Linked DNA regions of Homo sapiens: all the other regions are linked to region 1. A link is a contact called in ENCODE Hi-C data. All regions are on one chromosome and are shown on one strand. Each heading gives the region's core, a stretch centred on a gene start or an enhancer-like site at or near the end of the contact. The rest is flanking DNA. Distances are from core to core; before and after follow the strand shown.

Region 1 (3,945 bases), core at 427-2,926:
TGGGTGTAACTAAGCTCACTGCAACCTCAAACTCCTGGACTCAAACGATCCTCTCACCTCAGCCTCCAGAGTAGCTTTGACTACAGGTGCGTGTCACCACACCTGGCTTATGTTTTAATTTTCTGTAGAGACAGGGTCTCAATGTATTGCCTAGGCTGATCTCAAAATTCCTGACTTCAGGTGATCCTCCCACCTTGGCCTCCCAAAGCACTGGGATGAGCCACCACGTCTGGCCCGTATTCTAACTTTTTGATTCCTTCTCTTGAAGACCTAGTCAATTCTGAATTGAGTTATATTCTGGGTAAAGAAAATTAAAAACAAAATGAAAAAACAATTTCTGGTGAAGAATGAGAGAGCCAATGACACAGAAGGAAATAAGAGCAGTACTACAAAAGGAGCAACCAGGATGCATCTGCCAAAGCCAAGGAGACAATGGGTGTTCACAGATTCGAAGTCCAACCAACCCAGACCTTGACTACACTGGGGTCCACACTTCCCACTAACAACTTTATCTCTGCAACCACAGAAATTACTGGAAATGTCTTAATGCCCCAAGAACTGGAAGCCACTCTGACAATAAAATCACTTTCATACACCAGTCCCCACAGACCATGGTAATAAGGAGACATGACAGCAAATACAAAGAAAAGCCATTGCTTAGACATCTAAAATCAGTTATGTCTTTCAATACCAGTCCAAGAAAGAGAAACAGAAACTCAAACACTGACCACATTAGTGTTTATGGTGAAACACAACTCTGATTAGACAATTAACATCCAGGCTGCCTAAAACTAAAAGCAAGCTTCATAAACAAACCACTAATAAGCTGTTGCTTCTTCTTTGGAAAGAGAAGGTTATTTATAAATTGCTGCCACCTAAAAACTGACCTGATTCAGTACTGTCAGACAGCGAAGTACACTTAGGCAAGTGGCAAATGACAAGGGAAAAAAATCACCTCACAAAGTGTGACACTTCATCCTAAGTGTAATAAATGAACAAAACAGAATATTGCACAAGACTGTGAATTGTTTAGCCGAGATCCGCCACTGCACTCCAGCCTGGGTGACAAGAGCGAGACTCCGTCTCAAAAATAAATAAATAAATAAAATGTAATCTTTATAGTTTCCCACTCATAAAAAGTAATACTGAAGAAAAACCTCTGAATTCGGTAAGTTAGGGTTCCTAGCATCAAATATTCCATGTGAGATCTTAAAAACAACAGGAACATCAAGAAATCAGAGCACCTAGCACGTATGACCACTCTGGGAGACACTGGCTCAACTGCCTCTGTCCCTAATGCAAATTTACCAGCTGAAATCCTTCAGAGATACATTCGCTGATAAACAGGCTACAATAGGTGTAGAAAGATGTGGGTAATGACTGACTAGATTGCAACCTGTCTGAATCATAGAAATTGAAAGAAAATAAGCTTTGCCAAGACACAGAAGCCAAGATTTCAAGCACTTTGGGACATGCAGTTCCACTGCTGGGATGTTTATTCAGAGGTGGCTGTAAGTTTCACTTCACTCTTTCAAGTATGTGCTCGGGGGCTGCACACCAACCGAGGGAGTGAAAAGAAAAATCAGATCAATCTTGCATGAAGCACTTGGTGAGGAGTGGAGGCCAGACGAGCTGGGCAGAAAGAATGAAGTACAGGAAGAGTCACCGGGACAGGAGCCTTCTAGGAAGAAGAGGCTGCAGAAACGCAGGGGTGAGGCGCCGCTCCGGCAGGGCACCAATGATCCAAGTAGGAGATCATGCTGAGTTTCTTCTCCTTCTCATTGTGAGAAAGCAAACACACAGTTTCTTCTAGACCTGGAACACCAACCGTGACTTGCAAACACAATGACACAGATTCATGATGCCTTGTCCACAATTCCAAAATCAAATGACTCTCAAAATGAAAAATTTTTCATAAGTTTGTTAGAAGTACATTTGGTGGCAAAAGCAACTCTGAACCAATCCAAGATTATTTGTAGTATTTATTTACTTGGTGAATATTCACATTTTGCTACAGAAATACCAAAATTTTGACTACAGGGTCCTGCCTCAGACATCACAGGAGGTGTTACATCTTATGACACATATTCCATATTACCTGCCTAAAATCTGAACAACTCAGTATTCTAACATCCAGCCATAATGATTTTAGGTAAAGTATTGTGGTGCTCCCAGATGCTGGAGCCAGTGAAGACTAGCTCATGAGGACTCTTAAGTTTTCAGGAATTTTGCAAGCCAGTTATTACCACCTTCATCATTTAAAAATTAAGATATATAAACTTACAGTTAAATAAATTAAAAAGCAGAGTAATAAATAAGTAAAACTCAGCCAGGCGCAGTGGCTCACGCCTGTATTTCCAGCACTTTGGGAAGCCAAGGCGGGCAGATCACCTAAGGTCAGGAGTTTGAGACCAACATGGCAAAACCCCCTCTCTACTAAAAATACAAAAATTAGCCAGGTGTGGTGGCGGGCACCTGTAATCCCAGCTACTCTGAAGGCTTAGGCAGGGAGAATCGCTTGAACCTGGGAGGCAGAGGTTGCAGTGAGCCGAGATCACGACACTGCACTCCAGTTTCGGTGACACAGCGAGACTCCGTCTCAAAAAGAAAGTAAAACTTCCTATCATCTGTGTTGCATTTTACTACTCTGTGTGGCCTTGGATTGTCCTAGGTCTGCTGTATCTACACAGTGGAAACACTATGTAAAAGTGTATGATGGTGTGTTTTCCAACTCCACACTCAGGGACATCCCATTGGCTTCCTGAAATAGGCCAGGGCGGGAGTGTGTACACCAAAGAAATTGGCAAACACTACAAATCAGTCCCCACTCCTTCAGCCTCAGCTGAGAGTGGTTGTGAAACATTTTACTAACACACTGTCACTTTAAGCTCTCTTGAAACCATACGCGACTACCTTCCAGATCTTCCTATTTCAAAAAGGAGTTCTAGAAAACCACACCAAGTGTGCAGGGCGGAATGGGGAGTCAGAGTCCCTGGAACAGAAGCCTCAGGAGCCACCGTGTCCTTTCCCAGGGTCGTGGCCCTCAGCTGCAGGCAGCTCTAAGGCTTCTTCATGCTGCCTGCCTCCTGCTTCCCAGGACATTCAATTACAGGTTATGCTGTCAAACAACAGCACGCATTAGAGCAGGATTGCTCTGCTGCATCCCCAGGACCTAGAACAGTGTCTTGCACATAGTAGGTACAGAGTAAATATCTATTCAGGGAATGAACAAATCCTCCAAAGCTCCCTGTGGTTCACAACACACTATATTAAAAAAAAAAAAAATGCCAAACATAGTATCTGCTATACCTCGTGTTCTAGCATGAGAATTCATGGAAGGAAGGAAGGTGGATGGCGGGGAGACTACTCCAGTATAAATACAAAGATATAAGTATACAATGTTTCCTTTACTTGGCCAGGCATTGTGGCTCACACCTGTAATCCCAGGACTTAGGGAGGCTGAGCTGCCCGCTCAGCAGATGGCTTGGGCCCGGGAGACAGGAGACCAGTCTGGACAATACAGCAAGATACTGTCTCTACAAAAACAAACAAACAAACAAAAATAGAAATATTAGCCAGGCGTGGTGGCCATTTGCCTGTAGTCTCAACTAGTCGAAAGACTGAGGTGGGAAGATCACCTGAGCCTGGGAAGCTCGAGGCTACAGTGAGCCATGACCATGCCACTGTGTTCCAGACTGGGCAACAGAGTGAGATCCTGTCTCGGAGGGGACCGGGGGTGTAATCTTTTTACTTTCTGATTTAAATAAGTTATTTTTATTGAGTCTGGAATCTATTACTTGCAATATTGTTTCCATGAGAAAATAAAGTTCCAAGTAACAGATTTTACAATGAAGTTTTAGAACAATGACCCATTTCTGAATTGGAGACATCAAGCTTAAGTATATAGTCACCATAGCAACTTTTTCAAGATCCAGCATCCTTAAT
Region 2 (3,945 bases), core at 906-3,405, 1.4 Mb before region 1:
TTGCTAAACAGAGCTCATTTTAATGAATTTTTTTAACATAATTTTCCTCCAGGAACTAGAATAAGCTCATTCCAATCATTTCATACATTTGAAGGGAGTAATACTGCATTTAGAAAAAATGCGTAATTCAGTATTTTTATTAGTTCAGATATTACTCCCAGACCACAATCTGTTTGAGTTATGATTAGCTCTACATAGAATAAATAAGACTATGGAAACAAATGTTGCATTGGGACAAAACACAGGTTTGTGAAAAAGATATATCTGTAGTATTCTTTCAGAGCTTTTGGTTTTAAGTAAGAGAAACCAACTCCCTTTGACTTAAACCAGAGTGAAATTGAATGGATGATACTGATGAGCAAAGATGCAGGAACTGAACAAGCAGAAAACAACAGAAGCTGGATAGCTGAAATCACAGTCAAGGCCAGGCCCAGCACATGCTAAGCAGGCCGCAGCTGGCTGCTGCTGACCTCAGCACTGCTTCCCCTGAGGCCAGGCAGTGTGGGCTTTGCAGCTGCCAGAGTTGATGTCTCCTGCTCCACTCTGATCACCAGCTTCAGTTTTAAAACCAAACTGGCTGAGCCCAGGCCACAATGCCTACTTTATGACTGGGAGGTGGAAAAAGGGGGTAATCTACTTCTTCTAGCTTCACTAGTGGGAGCAGGTCTCATCTCCCACAAAGACTGCTATGGTTTGGCTGTGTCCCCACCCAAATCGCATCTTGAATTGTAACTCCCACAATTCCCGTGAGTCATGGGAGGAACCTGGTGGGAGGTGACTGAATTATGGGAGTGGGTCTTTCCTGTACTGTTCATGTGATAGTGAATAAGTCTCATGAGATCTGATGGTTTTTTAAAAAGAGAAGTTCCCCTGCACAAGCTCTCTCTCTTTGCCTGCTGCCATCCATGTAAGATGTGACTTGCTCCTCCTTGCCTTCTGCCAAGATTGTGAGGCTACCTCAGCCACGTGGAACTGTAAGTTGATTAAACCTCTCTTTCTTTTGTAAATTGTCTTTATCAGCTTCATGAAAATAGACTAATACAAAGACCTAATTAGGGAATTCCTCAAATACACAAAGGAGTCTACTAAATGCTGGATATCTAAACAACTTCCACTACTTATACCCAGAAACTTAAATCTAACTCAAGCCAGAAAACACCTTTGAAGGTGAAATTTCCAAACAAGAGCAGACTAAATTGGGCTTGTTTTATTAACCCAGGTCTCAGCTTCCTTTGTTACTTGGAGATGAACCTGACTACCTCTACCACGTGCTTCTGGGGCTTTCTGGTTGTTTTTCCAAGGGAGGCAATTCCATAATATACAGGGCACATGTGAAATAAGATACACTGTCTGGGAGACAGCAAGCAGGTTGTCCTAAAGGGTAAGATCTAATTCTTGCATTTAAAATTTTTCCTCTGGAAAATTGTGTCAAATCTCAAAAATAATGCTATATAGGGTAAAATAATGATTTGGAGTTAACTGTACACACAGCCCAATTCCTTTGTGATAATAGGGTTTTTTTTCCTATTATATCAACAGAACAGCACTTTGGAACATATGCACTTGAATACGTGATTTTACCAAATCAAGGAAATTCAGTAAGAATCTTTATGATGCAATTTTACTCTTCAGACTAAAAGTACATAAATACATATCACACACACATTTGATACATAATATAATTATTCTATACCATAATATGTCACATATTAGCATATAATATATGAAATGTAATTATCTGTGATATATAATGAAAATTATATATTAAATATGTATAATTATACATAACATAGTATGTTTATAGCATAGTGTAGCATATAAATTGTCTTATATCTCTTTTTGCTTATTTTCTCCCTTTATCTCATATTAATTATTTGCCCATTTTGAAACTCATGAAGTAACAGTTTAATAAATTAGGTATTATCATTTGCTAAACAGGTGATTAGGGAGAGAGGTAAAGTGATATTTTAAGTAATTTCTTTGGAGTATCTTCTTGCTACTGTGTTCTCTGTTTCTGTCAGTGTAACGGGGAAATTGAAAGTTGGCTAGATATCATTTTAAGCTACTATTCATTTTCATTTCCCCATTTTATTTTTGTGAGACTATTTCACTTGTCAGTTCAAGACGTTAGACACATTTGATTAAATTATCAGTGAGTGATCATTGTGACAGTAAGACGCAGAAGAGGAGAGGTGAAAAACGTTTGCAAAAGAAAAGCAGAGATATAGAAGAATGGGTAGGAAATGAATGGGGTGATGAAACAGAGAAGTCTCAATAAAGCCCCTGATAAACAAAGCCAGGTGTCCCAGCAGAAAACCTTGCTTCCCCCATCCAGCTGTGCTCCACAGGCAGCCCCTCTTTCATCTGGGCAGATCCTTTTCATAGTTAAAATAGCTACTATCAACTTAGGAATAAATGTGCCCACAGTACAGCTTCTTTATAAGAATGGCATCATTCCCTCTTCTGTTAATGGAGATGGTCTCTATCTACATGGATGTATAGAGAAAGGATTTTTAAGACCCACTTTACCCCAGATCTGTTTTACAGCAAAGCTCTTCATGATAAGTTCCAGCCAACATCACATTTCACAGAGCTTGAGAAAGCCAGCGCAGTGGGGAATCCAATCTCCCAGGGTGTGGTAGCATCTTCTTATATATTTGGAGTCCCTTCATACATAAATCAGAGGAGAAGACAGTCATGTAATGCTCACAATTATGGCCTGTGAAGTATGCAAGACCTGGGTCTCAGAAAGCCACAGCTCCACAAGGCATTAGATTTATGCCCATAGCAAATTACCAAAACTCTCAGAAGCCCTTTTGTGCTGGTCCACAGTGGAGGAGAAGTCATGGAATTTTTTCAAGAAGGATGTTGGAAAGATTGCATGAGGAAAAGTTCTCAGGATGCTGTCAGGCATACAGTAATTATTATAATCAGAATATGGTTGTTAATTCTTGTTGATGAAAATAGCCAAACTTTGTAAAATATTTAAAGAGATTTATTCTGAGCTAAATGTAAGGACCATGATCTGTGACACAACCTCAAGAGGTCCTGAGAACATGTGCCCAAGGTGGTTGGGTTACAGCCTGGTTTTATATGTTTTAGGGAGACATAAGATATCAATCAGTACATGTGAGGTACATATTGGTTTGGTCTGGAAAGGCAAGACAATGTGGAGCTGTGGGGGAGGTGGTGAGGAAAAGGGCTTCCAGGTCATAGGTAGATTTAAAGATTTTCTGATTAGCAATTGGTTTAAAGAGTTAAGTTATTATCTAAAGACTGGGAATCAATAGAAAAGAGTGTCTGGGTTAAGATAACGGGCTGTAGAAACCAAGGTTTTTATTATGTAGATGAAGTCTCGTAGGTTGCAGCCCTTAGATACAATAGATGGCAAATGCTTGCTATTCAGATCTTTAAAAGGGGGAGAATATAATGAGCCATGTCCAACGGCCCCCCACTTCCGATCATGGTCTAAATTAGTTTTTCAGGTTTCTTTGGAATCATTTTTGCCAAAAGGGAGATCCATTTGGTTGGTTGGGGGGCTTAGAATTTTTTTGGTTTGCATTCTTATATGTTTTAAAGGTTTTTGTCTTCTTCTCCTTCTCCTTCTCCTTCTTCTCCTTCTTCTATTTTGAGATGGGGTCTCACTCTGTTGCCCAGGCTGGCATGTAGTGGCACGATCTTGGCTCACTGCAACCTCTGCCTCCCTGGCTAAAGCAATCCCCTGGCCTTAGCCTCCCAAGTAGCTGGGACTACAGGTGTGCACCACCATATCTGGCTAATTTTTAGTATTTTTGGTAGAAATGAGGTCTCTCTGCCCATGCAGCCCAGGCTGGTCTTGAACTCCTGAACTCAAGTAATCCAACCACCTCAGCCTCCCAAAGTGCTGGGATTATAGGCATGAGCCACCCAGCTGCTTTAAAGTTTTATAAAAACTTTCACATTTAT
Region 3 (3,945 bases), core at 563-3,062, 1.0 Mb before region 1:
CACACTCACCTTCCCTGAGGTCCCGCCATGGCCTCAGGGAGCAGGAGCAGATCCTCATACTCTTGGACTAGGGAATTTTTTTTTCTTTTTTTTTTTTTTTTGAGACAGTCTCATTCTGTTGCCCAGGCTGGAGTGCAGTGGCGCAATCTCGACTCACTGCAACCTCCACCTCCCAAGTTCAAGTGATCCTCCTACCTGAGCCTCCAGAGTAGCTGAGCCTCCAGAGTAGCTGGGAGTACAGGCATGCGCCACCACGCCTGGCTAACTTTTGTATTTTTAATAGTGACGGGGATTCACCATGTTGGCCAGGCTAGTCTTGAACTACTGACCTGAGGTGATTCACCTGCCTTGGCCTCCCAAATTTCTGGGATTACAGGCGTGAGCCACTGTGTCTGGCCTGGACTAGGGAAATCTTAATTGCTCTGAGAAAATGCAATCTCCTCTTCTTTCCTCCCTCCCTCCTTCTCTGTCTTTTACTCTCTCTTCTCTCCCCGTGAGAGAGCTGCACTTTGCACTCTTTCTTAAGCCACCGATCTTCTCAATGGACTCAGAATTTTGACAGCTTTTACAGTAGGGAACCCTACCACAGCACGGACCTTGATACCTCTTTGAACAGGCGAAGGTCAAGGCAAAACACAGAGTGAAAGCTTCAATAAATATTTCAAAACACACTCTTGCCACATCACCTTTCGCTTATTTTTACAATATGCTGCACGCTTACTCACTCTCACACTCACAAACATAACTGCACAAACATCATTTCCCATTCTTTTGATGTTTAAATACTTTCCTTCTCCTATCAGATGAAGTTTATATTATCTAGGCTTTGTCTCTGACAATTCTGATGTTGTTGTTATGGAAATATGTCAAGACATTTCTTTGTAAAAATTCCCAATGAGGCTGGGCACAGTGGCTCACACTTGTAATCCCACCACTTTGGGAAGCTGAGGTAGGAGGATCACTTGAGTCCAGGAATCAAGACCAGCCTGGGCAACATTGTAAGACCCCATCTTTACAAATAATAGTAATAATAATTAGCTGGGCATGGAGTGCATGCCTGTAGTCCCAGCTACCCAGGAGGCTGAGGTGGGAGGATGGCTTGAGCTTGGGAAGTTGAGGGTGCAGTGAGCTGTGATCATGCCACTGTGCTCTAGCCCAGGTGACACAGTGAGATTCTATCTAAAAAAAATTTTCCAATAAACTTTACATTATAGTGATGCCCCTGTGGTTGTGGGCAATGTATAAATGATTTGACTAATTTTTTCCCATATGTCAATTCAACCCTCAATATTTTCCAAATTTATCTTAGAATTTATATTTAAATTTATGAATTATCTTGAAAGACCTGATTGTTTGGAATCTACCCTCATCTATTCTACTTATTTGAATCTTTAGAAAGATTATTAAAGGAATATTTAAGTGTGTTGTTTCATGGAAATTAGGAATACCGAGTTATAATGTAAATATATTCATTCAGAAACTGGGGTGGGGGTCGGGGGGGAAGTCCTCAGGGAAGATACAGTATTCACTATTGACGTTGGTTTAATATTGCTTTGTACAGTTGTTTAATATGTACGTTGTTTGTATTTTATCTTGTATATATCTCTCCACCACACATTAATCCTTGGACTGTTAGTACATACAGAACACATGTCGGGATGCTTTCTCAGTGGACCTCATCTTCAGGGATCATTTTATTTCCACAGTTTAGTGCCTCCTTACTAGAATAGAGAACTCCATAATTTTTTCTAAAGATTCTATCAGTCTTGATCCAATGTGCTAGGTGATAAATGACTGAACGCTGGCCCCGGAGGGGAAGTTAGCAATGAGTCATGCTGTCTCCTAGTAACCAGTCAGTAAATAGCTTCCAGCAAATATTTTAAACCTCAAAGCACACTTACCTTTGGTATTATCCTTAGACAGACTATCCTCATCTATATCTGCACTCTCATCTCTCTTTCAGAACTTCTAAGAAAGGAGAAAAAGTGGGATCGGGTTTGCATATGACGTCACCCCCTTGAAAACCCACATGAAAACATTCCTACCCCAGGGAGTCTGTCTCAACAAACCTTTTCCTTGATTTGTTTCTCTGTATTTTGCTTGCCCTCAAATGTTATGAAGCCATGTATACTCCACGTAATTTTCATTTGTTTGTTTCTAGATAGGCCCTTCTATGTAACTATTCAATGAGTCCATACTGATGTGTGATTTCAGAGTTTAGCATGGAGGTCAGCACACGATCAGAACAGAAAGCGACACTCAAGCACCCTGCTCACACATCCCACCAATGACACTGTTTCAGACTAATTAATTTACATGTGTAAAGGTTATTTAAAACATAAATCCTCCCTAAGTGAGAGGTGGGAAAGGGGAGAATTAAGCCTATTAATCTTGTTCACCTTATCCCCACGTAAGACTGTTTTCTTTAGACATTTAGGGTCAGACTCTGTAGCATGGGAGTCCTTATTAGGGATATGGAAAAAAACACGAGAGTTCGTTTTGGAGCATGGAACATCAAAAGATGTGTCTATGTAAATGAATGCAAAAGGCTACTTTAGATGGACAGAGAGCAGCAAGAGAGCTCCAGACTTTAGCAAAGGAGGGATGCAAAGAGAAATAACTAGGAAGGGAAGATGAGTAGCAGGAACCAAGGTCACTGTGAACCCTCTTAGCCTAACTCTAAGGTACGGCTGCAAGTCTCTGAATTAAACTGTGAGCCTTTTAAAGATGTGATTTCTTCTGTTTCCTTGTTTTCCTCTAAAACTCTATACAGAGTAAGTGTGCAGCAAATGTTTGCTGAACAAATACACTTCCATTTTAGGTAAAAAGTATAGATGGTCCCTAGACAGAAAATAAAGCACTAAGACTGTTTGGCAGGGTTATAAGAGGTAGCGCTGAGATTTTGCCAAGAAGGCTTTTGGCTTTTGGCTTTTGGAAAATTAGTCCCAAAAGTTAGTGCTCTCTTGGATAAACTGAACCCCCGATCCTTCTTCAGGGCATCTTTTAAAATTTATTTATTTTTTATTTTTTTCAGACCAAGTCTCACTCTGTTGCACTCCCAGGCAGGAGTGCAATGGGGTGATCTCGGCTCACTGCAACCTCCACCTCCCAGGTTCAAGCTATTCTCCTGCCTCAGCCTCCCAAGAAGCTGGGATTACAGATGCTCGCCACCATGTCTGGCTAATTTTTGTATTTTTAGTGGAGACAGGGTTTCACTATGTTGGCCAGGCTGGTCTCGAACACCTGTCCTTAGGTGATCCACCCACAGGGCATCTTTTTTTTTTTTTTTTTTTTTCTTTTTTCTTTTTCCTTCTTTTTATTTTTTTTATTTTTTATTTTTATTTTTATTTTTTTTATTATACTCTAAGTTTTAGGGTACATGTGCACATTGTGCAGGTTAGTTACATATGTATACATGTGCCATGCTGGTGCGCTGCACCCACTAATGTGTCATCTAGCATTAGGTATATCTCCCAATGCTATCCCTCCCCCCTCCCCCGACCCCACCACAGTCCCCAGAGTGTGATATTCCCCTTCCTGTGTCCATGTGATCTCATTGTTCAATTCCCACCTATGAGTGAGAATATGCGGTGTTTGGTTTTTTGTTCTTGCGATAGTTTACTGAGAATGATGGTTTCCAATTTCATCCATGTCCCTACAAAGGATATGAACTCATCATTTTTTATGGCTGCATAGTATTCCATGGTGTATATGTGCCACATTTTCTTAATCCAGTCTATCATTGTTGGACATTTGGGTTGGTTCCAAGTCTTTGCTATTGTGAATAGTGCCGCAATAAACATACGTGTGCATGTGTCTTTATAGCAGCATGATTTATAGTCCTTTGGGTATATACCCAGTAATGGGATGGCTGGGTCAAATGGTATTTCTAGTTCTAGATCCCTGAGGAATCGCCACACTGACTTCCACAATGGTTGAACTAGT

Evidence for each region. A loop is a pair of places that touch in the nucleus more often than their neighbours do. Pooled maps may share reads with other maps.
Region 2: a map with no recorded cell type shows a loop between it and region 1 (5-fold over the local background). The contact joins two enhancer-like sites. A Hi-C loop is called at or near these places in 2 of 37 single-sample maps with no recorded cell type and 3 of 50 pooled maps.
Region 3: a map with no recorded cell type shows a loop between it and region 1 (6-fold over the local background). The contact joins two enhancer-like sites. A Hi-C loop is called at or near these places in 2 of 168 maps with a recorded cell type or tissue (PC-9 and endothelial cell of umbilical vein), 3 of 37 single-sample maps with no recorded cell type and 5 of 50 pooled maps.

What each region holds. Positions count from the first base shown.
Region 1 is chr10:34,537,060-34,541,004 of GRCh38, forward strand. All of the region lies in intron 2 of PARD3 (par-3 family cell polarity regulator), which reads right to left. Among named protein-coding and RNA genes, the nearest start is that of PARD3, 280 kb to the right of the region's middle. RefSeq lists an enhancer at 2,821-3,110. Within about 2 kb of position 1,677, at least 8 of the 41 ENCODE cell types and tissues checked have a DNase peak (open chromatin) inside an H3K27ac peak, as active enhancers do.
Region 2 is chr10:33,093,941-33,097,885 of GRCh38, forward strand. The region is part of intron 1 of IATPR (ITGB1 adjacent tumor promoting lncRNA); the gene reads right to left. Among named protein-coding and RNA genes, the nearest start is that of IATPR, 21 kb to the right of the region's middle. RefSeq lists an enhancer at 2,027-2,692. Within about 2 kb of position 2,156, at least 2 of the 41 ENCODE cell types and tissues checked have a DNase peak (open chromatin) inside an H3K27ac peak, as active enhancers do.
Region 3 is chr10:33,507,504-33,511,448 of GRCh38, forward strand. No RefSeq gene overlaps it. Among named protein-coding and RNA genes, the nearest start is that of LINC02628, 92 kb to the right of the region's middle. Within about 2 kb of position 1,813, at least 8 of the 41 ENCODE cell types and tissues checked have a DNase peak (open chromatin) inside an H3K27ac peak, as active enhancers do.